2 separate regions of the Homo sapiens genome follow, and region 2 is linked to region 1. Evidence: chromatin contacts called from ENCODE Hi-C or POLR2A ChIA-PET data. All regions are on one chromosome and are shown on one strand. The core of a region is the stretch at or near the end of the contact, and the rest is flanking DNA. Distances in the headings are between cores, read along the strand shown.

The links. A loop is a pair of places that touch in the nucleus more often than their neighbours do. ChIA-PET counts read pairs that join two places held with the same protein, here RNA polymerase II (POLR2A). Pooled maps may share reads with other maps.
Region 2: a pooled map shows a loop between it and region 1 (1.9-fold over the local background). The contact joins two enhancer-like sites. A Hi-C loop is called at or near these places in 1 of 50 pooled maps. POLR2A ChIA-PET finds 5 or more read pairs at or near these places in 2 of 52 experiments (activated T-cell and endothelial cell of umbilical vein).

What each region holds. Positions count from the first base shown.
Region 1 is chr1:68,141,704-68,147,292 of GRCh38, forward strand. It overlaps WLS (Wnt ligand secretion mediator), which reads right to left. Exons shown (of 12, transcript NM_024911.7): 9 at 4,166-4,309; 10 at 2,866-2,949. All of the region lies in intron 9 of GNG12-AS1 (GNG12, DIRAS3 and WLS antisense RNA 1), which reads left to right. Among named protein-coding and RNA genes, the nearest start is that of MIR1262, 39 kb to the right of the region's middle. Within about 2 kb of position 3,893, at least 7 of the 41 ENCODE cell types and tissues checked have a DNase peak (open chromatin) inside an H3K27ac peak, as active enhancers do.
Region 2 is chr1:68,317,869-68,322,991 of GRCh38, forward strand. No RefSeq gene overlaps it. Among named protein-coding and RNA genes, the nearest start is that of WLS, 88 kb to the left of the region's middle. Within about 2 kb of position 3,388, at least 2 of the 41 ENCODE cell types and tissues checked have a DNase peak (open chromatin) inside an H3K27ac peak, as active enhancers do.

The DNA of each region.
Region 1 (5,589 bases), core at 2,643-5,142:
AAGGCTGGGATCCATTTCAAAAAGTTACCCAATAGGTTTCCTTTCAGGTGAGCTCATTGCTCTGACATTCCAAAATGACATTAAAAAATAAATCCTCTGATGACTATATTAATACAGTACCTGGGACACTGAGAGTTATGCCGGAAAACGTCTTAGATGTCTATAAATAAATCTTAGAAAAAAAACCCAGCAGGAGGAATGTGAGGAGCTAATGGAATTCAAAAGGCCTCATTGCTACCCCCTTAGAGTTGAAATCCACTCCGGGCCGACTGTCGCAGCAGATATAAAAAGCCAGCCACAGGCTGAAGCTGTATTAGAAAATACTGAGGCAATAGAATATTAATCTTTTTCTCCAAAGAAAAGCCACGGACTATGCTCCTTGGAAGATGGCTTCCTTTGCTATAAGAAGTACACTAATTAAACATGTACAAGGTTAAATCCTGGCAACATGCAGCTGCTTCAGGGATCAGTCCTTCTTGACTTCAGGTGGGAGGCATTCCCCGCAGAGGCAAGATATACATGAGGCAGTGTGGGGAGAATGACGTCAGCCTCCCAAACTGGCACAAGGACCTGTGTGTGGCCTTAGGATCAAAAGCGTCCTTCTTTCTGCTTTCCTAAAAACATATCTTGAAATTGCCTTTTATGCCTCAACCCATCTTCCTTGAGATGCCGTTTCTCCAAGGAAGTGCTCTGTGCCCTCTCAGCCTTGCAGGTCTGGCTGTGTCAAGTGCCACTGTGCACTACTGAGGGACTGGAGGAACTGAAAAGCATTTTGGTCATAGGAGGGAATAGCCACGGGAGAAGTCAGGCCTCAGACACTCTTGTTTGAATATGGATGTTTGAGCCTTAGCTGGTAGAATAAAACACTCTTTCAGAGTTTGAAATAGTTTTACTGCAAATGGAGTGGAAAGCGAAGTTTCCAAGGTTTTATAAACAACCTGATATAAACACAGCAGTGTTGTAGGTCAAAGCAGATGTGGTGAACAGAACTTACAAAGACATATATGTGTATCAGTTTATTTTTTCCACGTTCATTTCAACCTCAGCAGAGCTAGCAACACTAACACTCCCCAGTGGCAGAGCCAACAACAGGGCTCTAGAGGCTCCAAACTTGGGGTCCTCTTGGGTGTCCTTGGATAGAATTCAAGGGGTCCATAAACTAGAATAGAAAAAATTATATATTTTCACTAGTCTCTAGCTGAAAGATAATGTTTACTTCAATTATGGATGTAGAAAAATCCCTATAGTGTTAGTACTACTGTGATTTTCTCAATAGAAATCATGATATTTTCACATCAATTACAGTTGTAGATATAAATCTGTAATATACCTGTAGCATCTGTTTCACTGTAAATATATATTACATATAATATATAGAGATGATTCCCCTTGAAATTCGAAGTATTTTATTTTACTTATTTGAAACCATTCTAAGAGGAGACTCGTAGCCTTCTTCAGGTTGCTAAAGGGGTCCATATACAAAAATGGTTAGGAGTCCCTGTACTAGGGAAACTTCCCAGCAGAATGGAGCAAGTCGTGTCCTAAGACACTATCTACACTACTGAAATCCTCCATTTTGGCTAAATGACAAAGCACTGGCAAAAGAGTCAGAAGGACTGCGTTCTGATCTCTAACTTATTGCATGTCCTTTGGCAAGAAAGACATTCAAGCTTCTTGCTATTCATAAGAACACAGCTACTCATGCTTACAATGTGCCAGGTGCTCTGCTAACTACATTTGGTTGCCACAATGATGGTTCAGTCAACAACAGACCACATGTATGACAGTGGTCCTGTAAGATTATAATATCATATTTTTACTGTATTTTTCTATGTTTAGATATGTTTGAAATACACAAATACTTACCATTGTGTTACAATTGCCTACAGTAGTCAGTAGAGGAACATGCTGTACAGGTTTGTAGCCTAGGAGCAATAGGTTACACCATATGGCCTAGGTATGTAGTAAGCTATACCATCTAGGTTTGTGTAAGTACACTCTATGATGTTCCCTTAATGAGGAACTCACATAATGATGCGTTTCTCAGAATGCATCCCTCTTTGTAAATATTACTTCCTGTAGTCATTACAGCAACCTTCTGTGGTTCTATTGTAATATTTATTTTGCAGATAAGAAAATTAAACCTTAGAACTGTTAAGTAATCCATCCACAGTCCTATCCAGCTAGGAAGCAACATAAATGAAAACTTTCTCCAAAGCTATTAGATATCATAGTCTAGCAAGCTAGGATAACAATTCCTGCCCTACTTACCTCGTAGGATTTTTGTGATGCTCAAATGAATAATAGATACATTAGATTTAAACAGTACTTCCCACCCTTCAAAACAAGTTATGAATATTTTAAAATGATTGTTATTGAGATTTTCAAGTATAGCAAAATGTTGAGTTTTGGAAATAACCAGTGAAAAGACAAGATGCTATCAAAGAGACTTTTGAATTACATTTCATATTTAAGTGGCAATATAATTATTACAAGGAATAGCTGATGGACTGTATAAGGATCTATGTTAATGCTAGATAAAAATGGAATCAAATTTATGCTTGTTAGTGTTGTGCTACACGGCTTGATAAGTTTTTCTCATAAGTAAATAAAATATGTGCCCTTCAATCTGGCTGTAGGCTTTTAATTTATTTGGAAACTTTTATCTCCTACAAGGTTTTACGGAAAGAGAAAATTTAGTCCATTTGGCCAGGTGATATCAAGACCCAGAAAAATATGGCTTGACCAGCTGTCCAGAATTATGGCCTCTCTCCTCCTTTCCTCAGTGGCTCTATTGAATTTCTGTGCAGGGTAGAGGGATCTCTGCAGAGACATTCTCACCTTGACATCTCAGGGTCCACTTACCTGACTAACGATGAAGAAGATGACAGTCATGGCAGCGCAGGCCAAGGTGATAAGCATGAGGAACTTGAACCTAAAAATTAGCCCCTATTAGAAAAGAAAGAGTAGTTTAATACTCCATCAGCTACCAATCCTTTTCTCACTATGTAAATCTATAAAAAGCTTAATTTTAAAGAAATCTGTAAAACCAAATCCCTAAGAATGACAGTAAAATAGTTTCCCATAGTAATATTTCTTCTGCAGAGGTGAGTGTGGCTGAAAATTTCTTGGGCCAAGTATTTCCTATGTTCTTATCACTCATAAAGCAGCGATACGAGAGCCTGGGAAATTATATTCACAACACGTCGTGAGGCTGCTAATTTCCCTGCTAAGCTGGTTATGCTTCTCTGCAAGGGTTCAAAGTTACCAAATCCAAGTTTTCTGTGGTTGTAATAAAATTCTGCTCCAGTGAACAAAAAGAAATGTGCATATTAATCAACATGAAGTGGATTTGGTTGAATTTTCTCATGTCACTCCAGCTCTGGAGACAGGCAAGCCTTAGAAAGTGCCTGTGGTTTCCTAAGAGCAGGATTTAAGAGAACCTGTGTTTCAGAGAGGGAGGCCTATTATTCAGGGGCTCTTCTGTGCAGATCTACTGCATATAAAAACTCTGAGGTTCTGTAGTTTCTGCTTCTCTTTTCATACAGGAATTAGGCTTGTTTCTCCAAGGACAGCCACTTAGGCATGAACCCAGGGGATCCCTGATAAATCAAGGATGTGTTGCTTGCATTGGGGATTTGAGGATGTTAAGTGTTTCTCTTGAATGAGGAACATAATCTATAAACAGAGATTACTGAACTCTGTCTGAGCATCTGCTGGATATTTTAGGGGAATGTGGCCTGTTAAGAGTCTGGAAATCAGATCACGTGGGCTAAACCCTGTTTAATTACAGGACAGGGTTGATTCTGGGACAGAACTTTGACTAAAGCCTCATCCCAACAAAATCCCAATTATGCCATAGTCCAATCTCCCAGCTAGTATGTAACCTACATTCCATCACCAAGCTGAAGAACCGGCTGAACAAGTTTATTCATTACTGAAAATGGAAACACATTTGTACCACAGAAAACACCAAGATTTAGGCCAGCTAGATGCTTCTCAGAGTAAGATTTGGCCTCTAATTTTGCCCAGAGATCCTACATGAGAATCTCTCAATTTGTATTTCAAAGTAAAGGCTTTCTATCTCCAGGGTGTGTGTGTTTACACATCAAGTGGAAAGATCAAGCAAGCACCAGTTCCAGAACGAGCCAAGAAATCTGCCCACCTCATAGTGTAGCCGCCGGACTTTGCTCATAGCTGGCAGGCTGGACTGCTTCCCACTGATGTTCCGAAACACCTGAAATACCATGAAGCATAGAAACAGGAAGTAGAGGCAGAGGCAGATTCCAGCCACGATGATGAAGGCCATCTGGTCGTGTCCAGTAAAGGAAACAACGGGCTAGCCAAGGCCAAGTTGAGCCGGGTCCAGGCCCTTCTCCCCAGGTCTGTTGGCAATACTTGTTTTGTCTCCAAATATGTAGAAAATTTTCAAGGGGATAAAATATTAAAACCTGATATTCTAATGCCAATGATAGGTTTCTTGACACATTAGTACCACAGAGGGAGGTGTTCAATATTGCTTTCTAAACCAAGTAAGAAAAGAAATGGTGTCTTGCTTGTTAGAAATGAAGAATCTAGGCCCTACCCTAGACCTAATGAATCAGAATCTACCTTTTAACCAGGTCCCCAGGAGATCCGTATACACAATAAATTTGAGAAGCACTAATAAACCATATATTCGTCACTATGGATCAGATGAAAAACCACAGTAAAATCACCAGAAGGGTTCAAATGTAGATCCCCAGGTCCCTCCCTAGATATATGGAATCAGATATTCCAGGGCTAGGACATCAAGTATGACTATGTTTGGGAACCACTGGGCTAGTCCTTGGAGTTTTATAAGAATGCGATTGAGATACTCTGGCATAATTGAAGAGGAGATACGTGGGGGCTCAGTGCAGGGGACCTGGGCATGGGCTTGAAAGTCTTAAAGTGAAACCAGGGATGAAGGACTATTTGCAATCTTCTGTCACCACAGAAAATCTTGTCCAACAGAATGGGGATTCAAGGACACATGGCACAGGTGGGAGTCTGGGTTGCTGCCAGTATACTTGAGACCCACTAGGGAGACTGACCTGCCAATTAGAGCCAGTCTGAGAACCACCAAGTCTTAGGATAGCGTGAGCTGCCTTGGAAGGCAGATGACCTGATTCCAACCCCTTTCTGCTACAACTTTGCCCAAATTGCCTTTTTTTTTTTGAGACAGAGTTTTGCTTTTGTTGCCCGGGCTGAAGTGCGATGGCACAATCTTGGCTCACCACAACCTCCTCCTCCCAGGTTCAAGCGATTCTCCTGCCTCAGCCTCCCGAGTAGCTGGGATTACAGGGATAAGCCACCACACCTGGCCCAAATTGTCTATTTTTAAAAGCATTTAATAAGTATGAACTTGGCGTGCATATTTCATTAAATAATATAATATCTAATGCAGTTTCTCCTTCTTTCCTATAATGAACATCATCCTGGAATGAAGGGAATATAGTTATTTTCTGCAGGACTTGAAATTTTACTCACTCCATCCTATCTACAAAATTAAAAAAGTTGAACTAGATTTAACATTAGAAACATTCTTCTTGTTGTGCAGCTAACATT
Region 2 (5,123 bases), core at 2,138-4,637, 180 kb after region 1:
TGTCCTTGTCCTGTGTGTTGATGCTTTGCGAACCAGACTCCTTTGTTGAACACTGAGCCTAACTCCAATTTATTTTCTAAGTGAATTTAATTGTTTTTATTACAGTAAATGCTCATGGAAAGAATTTAAACTGGAGTCAAACATGAATATTTTCTAACATTATTGAATGGAAATAAAGCATCATACAAAGATATAAACAAAGTTTTCAAATTTCAATATGTTAGGGGAGGACAAAAGAATCTTACAAATCATTTAATTCAGTCTTCTAATTTTGCAGTTAACTAAACTGGACCAACAGCCCACATCTACGTAGATAATTAGTAAGAGAGCCAGGGTTTAAACCTAACTGGTGTCATGTCAGGCTTTAAACTACAAACAAGAATTTAACACATCAAGACAAAAAGTCTTCATGTTATACTTTTAAAAGGCACAGAACAATTAAACAGTTTAGAAATCTAATATGTCTTTAAATTACACGGATGCATTAAGGAACCTCATTTTTAAAAATTATTATTATTATTTTTGGAGGCAGAGTCTCGCTCTGTCACCCAGGCTGGAGTGCAGTGGCACTATCTTGGCTCACTGAAACCTCCACCTCCTGGGTTCAAGCGATTCTCCTGCTTCAGCCTCCTGAGTAGCTGGGATTATAGGTGCCTGCCACCATACCCAACTAATTTTTGTATATTTAGTAGAGACAGGGTTTCACCATGTTGGCCAGGCTGGTCTCAAACTCCTGATCTCAAGTGATCCACCTGCCTCGGCCTCCCAAAGTGCTGGGATTACAGGTGTGAGCCACCATGCCCAGCCAATCTCTTTTTTTTTTTTTGAGACAGAGTTTCACTCTTGTTGCCCAGGCTGGAGTGCAATGACGTGATCTCGGCTCACTGCCACCGCTGCCTCCTGGGTTCAAGTGATTCTCCTGCCTCAGCCTGCCTAGTAGCTGGGATTACAGGCATGCACCACCACACACACCCAGCTAATTTTGTATTTTTAGTAGAGACGGGGTTTCACCATGTTGGTCAAGCTGGTCTCGAACTCCCGACCTCAGGTGATCCACCCGCCTCGGCCTCCCAAAATGCTGGGATTACAGGTGTGAGCCACCATGCCCAGCTGCCAATCTCATTTATTTTTAACAGACATTTGCATTTTTAGTTGATGAGATGATAACAAGCGTCTACCAGAGAAGTGCCTGCTGTCCATGGGTTAATGAATTGGATTATTACAGCAGTGGAGGTGGGTCTCTTTCTTTAGGAAATAGTTGATCAATTTTCTTTGGCTTTCATAATCTTAAATTTAGATCAAGTCAGAGAAATGACAATATATAGCCTTTTGCTTTTAGGATAACAGTATTTTTCAATACACATAGACTTGTTTTGCAATAAATATTCTTTTTTTCTGATCTAAGTGCCACCATTTATCTCCTGTTCTTCTTTATATTTTGTATACACAAAGCCTAAATTGGGTTTGATAGTAGGAATTAAGGAGTTCCATATGAATGGATTTTCCAGACAAAGGAAGCTTACCTACATTATTGAAATTTAACAATTTTAGAAGGAAATCTTTCTAGGCTGTATCACCTACTTATCCATCACCTTTAAAAGAGTCTTGATATCTTCCCTTTAATAGAGAGCTGAGAACAGAGATTTGAAGCCAGACCGCTTTTGTTTAAGACCTGGTTCTGACTCTTACCAGCTGTGTGACCTCAGGCACGTTACTGTCTTGGTTTCCTCATTTGTAAAATAAGAATATTAGTATATTCTTCTTAAAGTAGTTGTGAAGATTGAAAGATAATATATATAAGGCACTTAAGACAGTGTCTGGTATATAATAATTACTAAGTATATATTAGCTCAAGGAGTCACAGTCTACAATGTGAGAGGGGGGTTGGCAGAAGTAAGATATTAATTAATGGAATATACAAGTGCATTTACCAACTTGTGATAAGTGATAGAAAAGGAAAGTACTAAGTGCTATTAGAGTGTTAACAGGGGAACCAGATTTAGCCTGGCATTGTGTTATAGAATTCTTTACATTTTAGTTTTTCCTACTGATGTGTGAATTTTTTGAAAGCAAGAAGCATGTCTTAATCTTCCTTATGTAACTGTCAGTAAGCACAGTCTCTGGCGCATAGCAGGGGCTCGAGACTACTTTGGAAGGAGAGATTAAAGGAAAGAAAGAAAAAATTCTACAGGCATCACCCGGAGAATATAAAGATATTCCAGGCAAGTATTCTGCAGGGGGTAGAGAATTATGCTCCTTGGTGACCCTGCCACCTGCAGAGGTGCAGTACCTCCCGCACAGGGGTCAGCATCCCAGTGATTCCTGGCATCTGCAGCTTAATGAGGATGTATCCATTTATGCATTAAGGTTCATTTCCCTTGTTCAAAGCAGTCCCTCAGGTCTTCCCGGAGGACTGGTTTGCTTATTTTATACAGGATTCTTAGAATACTGCTGACATGTTTGATAATCAGAGAGTCTTGGGAAGGGGGTTGCTTATCTTGGGGAAAGTCAGCGAGCTATGTTTGAAGGCAGGTTTTCTTCCTCTCTTGAGAGAGTTGAGCAGTTTGAAAATAGGCTGCCTTCAGCCTTGCTTGGAATCTGGAGTGAAAGAGAAATACAGGGATGCAGCACTGAAGGAGCCCTGCTGTTCTCCTGGCCTGAGGGCTGAATTGATTCCACAGGTAACCTAGCATGAGCCTTCCACTTCATATGGGAGAAAAGGGAGGAGCAGATGGCCAGGTGCCTTGCCCCAGGTCACACAGTGGCAAAGCCTGAAGCCCTCAGACTTGCACGCTCCCAGCTGACACCCTATACAACACATGGGGAATGGGAAATTGGAATCGACTTTAAAAAAAAAAATCTATGAATCAAAAGCCGGGTTTGTTGGGGCATACCTGTAGTCCTAGCTACTCAGGAGGCTGAGCTGGAGGATCACTTGAGCCCAGGAGTTCAAAGCTAGCCTGGGCAATATAATGAGACCCTATCTCTAAAATAATAATAATAATAATAAAATCTATGAATAAGTTAGGAAAGACAAGGAAGAGACTGACTTGTGCGAACCTCCAATTTTAAATTGTGTTAGCTTAGAAGAAAGACTATTTTTTAAAAATGTAATCAAAATAGTTGATGAGAACAACAGTAATACCAGAAAACACTTATATGTTATTTGTTATTTGCTTGGCATCATTCTGAGAGTTTTATATGTATAAATTCATTTAACTTCCATAACACTTCCTGGCCTAGATTTTATTAATTTTACACGTGAGGAAAACTGAGACATGGGAGCTTAAGCAACTTGCCCAAGGTCACACATTTAGTCGGTTGGAGAGTTAGAATGAAGATTTAGTTAAATATTTGCAGGAGCTGCGGAGTGTGCTGGCTAGCTGTCTTGCTGCTGCCACGGCTCTGCCCTCTGGCGGCTCACCCTGGCCCATGGATGAGGATGTCTGGCTAAGCCCAGGGCTTAATGGCCCTCTCCTGCTTTACAGAAGAACCCTGGAGTCGGGGCTCCTTGACATAAAACTGGTTTGTGTCCATAGGTTTATGACATTACTTTTTTATGTTGTCAGTGGGGCAGTGTCCTGGTAATTGCTGTCATTGTTCTATATTTGTCCCTGTATAGTCACTGGCTGAGAGCTTTCTTAAACTGAAACTCTAGAGCACTGAAGGATTTTAGATTTTTCTAGATACAAAATAGAATTTCAGGGGCATAGTGAATTTTGGGATCTGTCTTCAGCTTTCTTTATATCAGTGGAAATCCACCCCAGATATTAGAAATAAGGACCAGAAAAAAATTAATTAACTGTGATGGAGGAATCTAGTCATTGGACCAATTTGCTTTAAGAAACAAAAGAATTATGAAAAACTCAGAAATTTTTTTTTTTTTTTTTTTAGACAGGGTCTTTGTCACCTGGGCTGGAATGCAGTGGTGCAATCATGGCTGACTGAAGCCTCTACCTCCCCTGGCTCAGAGGATCCTCTCACCTCAGCCTCCTGAGTAGCTGGGACCACAGGCACGCACTACCACACCCAGCTAATTTTTAAGAAATATTTTTGCTGGGCATGGTGGCTCATGCCTGCAATCCCAGCACTTTGGGAGGCCGAGGTGGGCGGATCACCTGAGGTCGGGAGTTTGAGACCAGCCTGACCAACATGGAGAAACCTCATCTCTGCTAAAAATACAAAATCAGCCAGGCATGGTGGCACATGCTGAGGCTGGAGGCTGAGGCAGGAGAACCACTTGAACCTGGGAGGTGGAGGTTGCAGTGAGCCAAGATCGCGCCATTGCACTCCAGCCTGGGCAATAAGAGCGAAACTCTGTCTCAAAACAAAAAACAAACAACAACAACAAAAAAAAGCCAACATATTTTCGTAGAGATTACAGGCATGATCCACCACAACTGACTCAGAATTGTTTACAAGCCCTCAAGTTTGGAAAATCATCTGCAGATGTTAAGATATGTCCAGATAAGAAAACATCCAAATTGAACTGAGAGCACAAGGAACTACCCTGGACAGAATAAAAGTGAAAACTAGGTGAAAAAAAAATTAAAGAAAGGCAAGGGCATTACTGAATACTTACTATGTGCTAATCTTTGCCAAGGTACACTTCTCTGTCCCTTTAATGTGGTCCCATTCTCACTCGTTTCCCATTCTCAGATCTCACCTCAAAGCTTTGCTAAGAGAAGCAGTTAGGATCAACAAGAGAGTCTTGTTTCATTTCAGGAGCTCCACTAAGAAGGCTCCTGGAGTCGAACTTGTCCCAGGCTCAGAGGAAAGGGACGGTCAGACTCTATCCTTAACTAGGACCCAGGGGAGAAGACAGAAAAGAAAAAGAAAGTATGGAGGAAACAGAGAAGGTAAATTCTGTGTGGACTCAAAGGCAGCCTGTTGAGAACAGCAGCTGAACTGTTTTTAGCATCCTCTGGATTCCAAATGTGTCTGTGACCCAGCTACAAGAAAACTGGGCTCTTCCTGGTAATGGTTGATATCTGTATGCCCTTCCAGATCTCCGCTGCATAAAGGCAAAACTCCATCTAGTCCAACTGTCAGGATAGCCCTCTGTGCTAATTACACAAATAAGCAGGCTGAGATCTAGATAGCTTACCAAAACTCAAACAGCT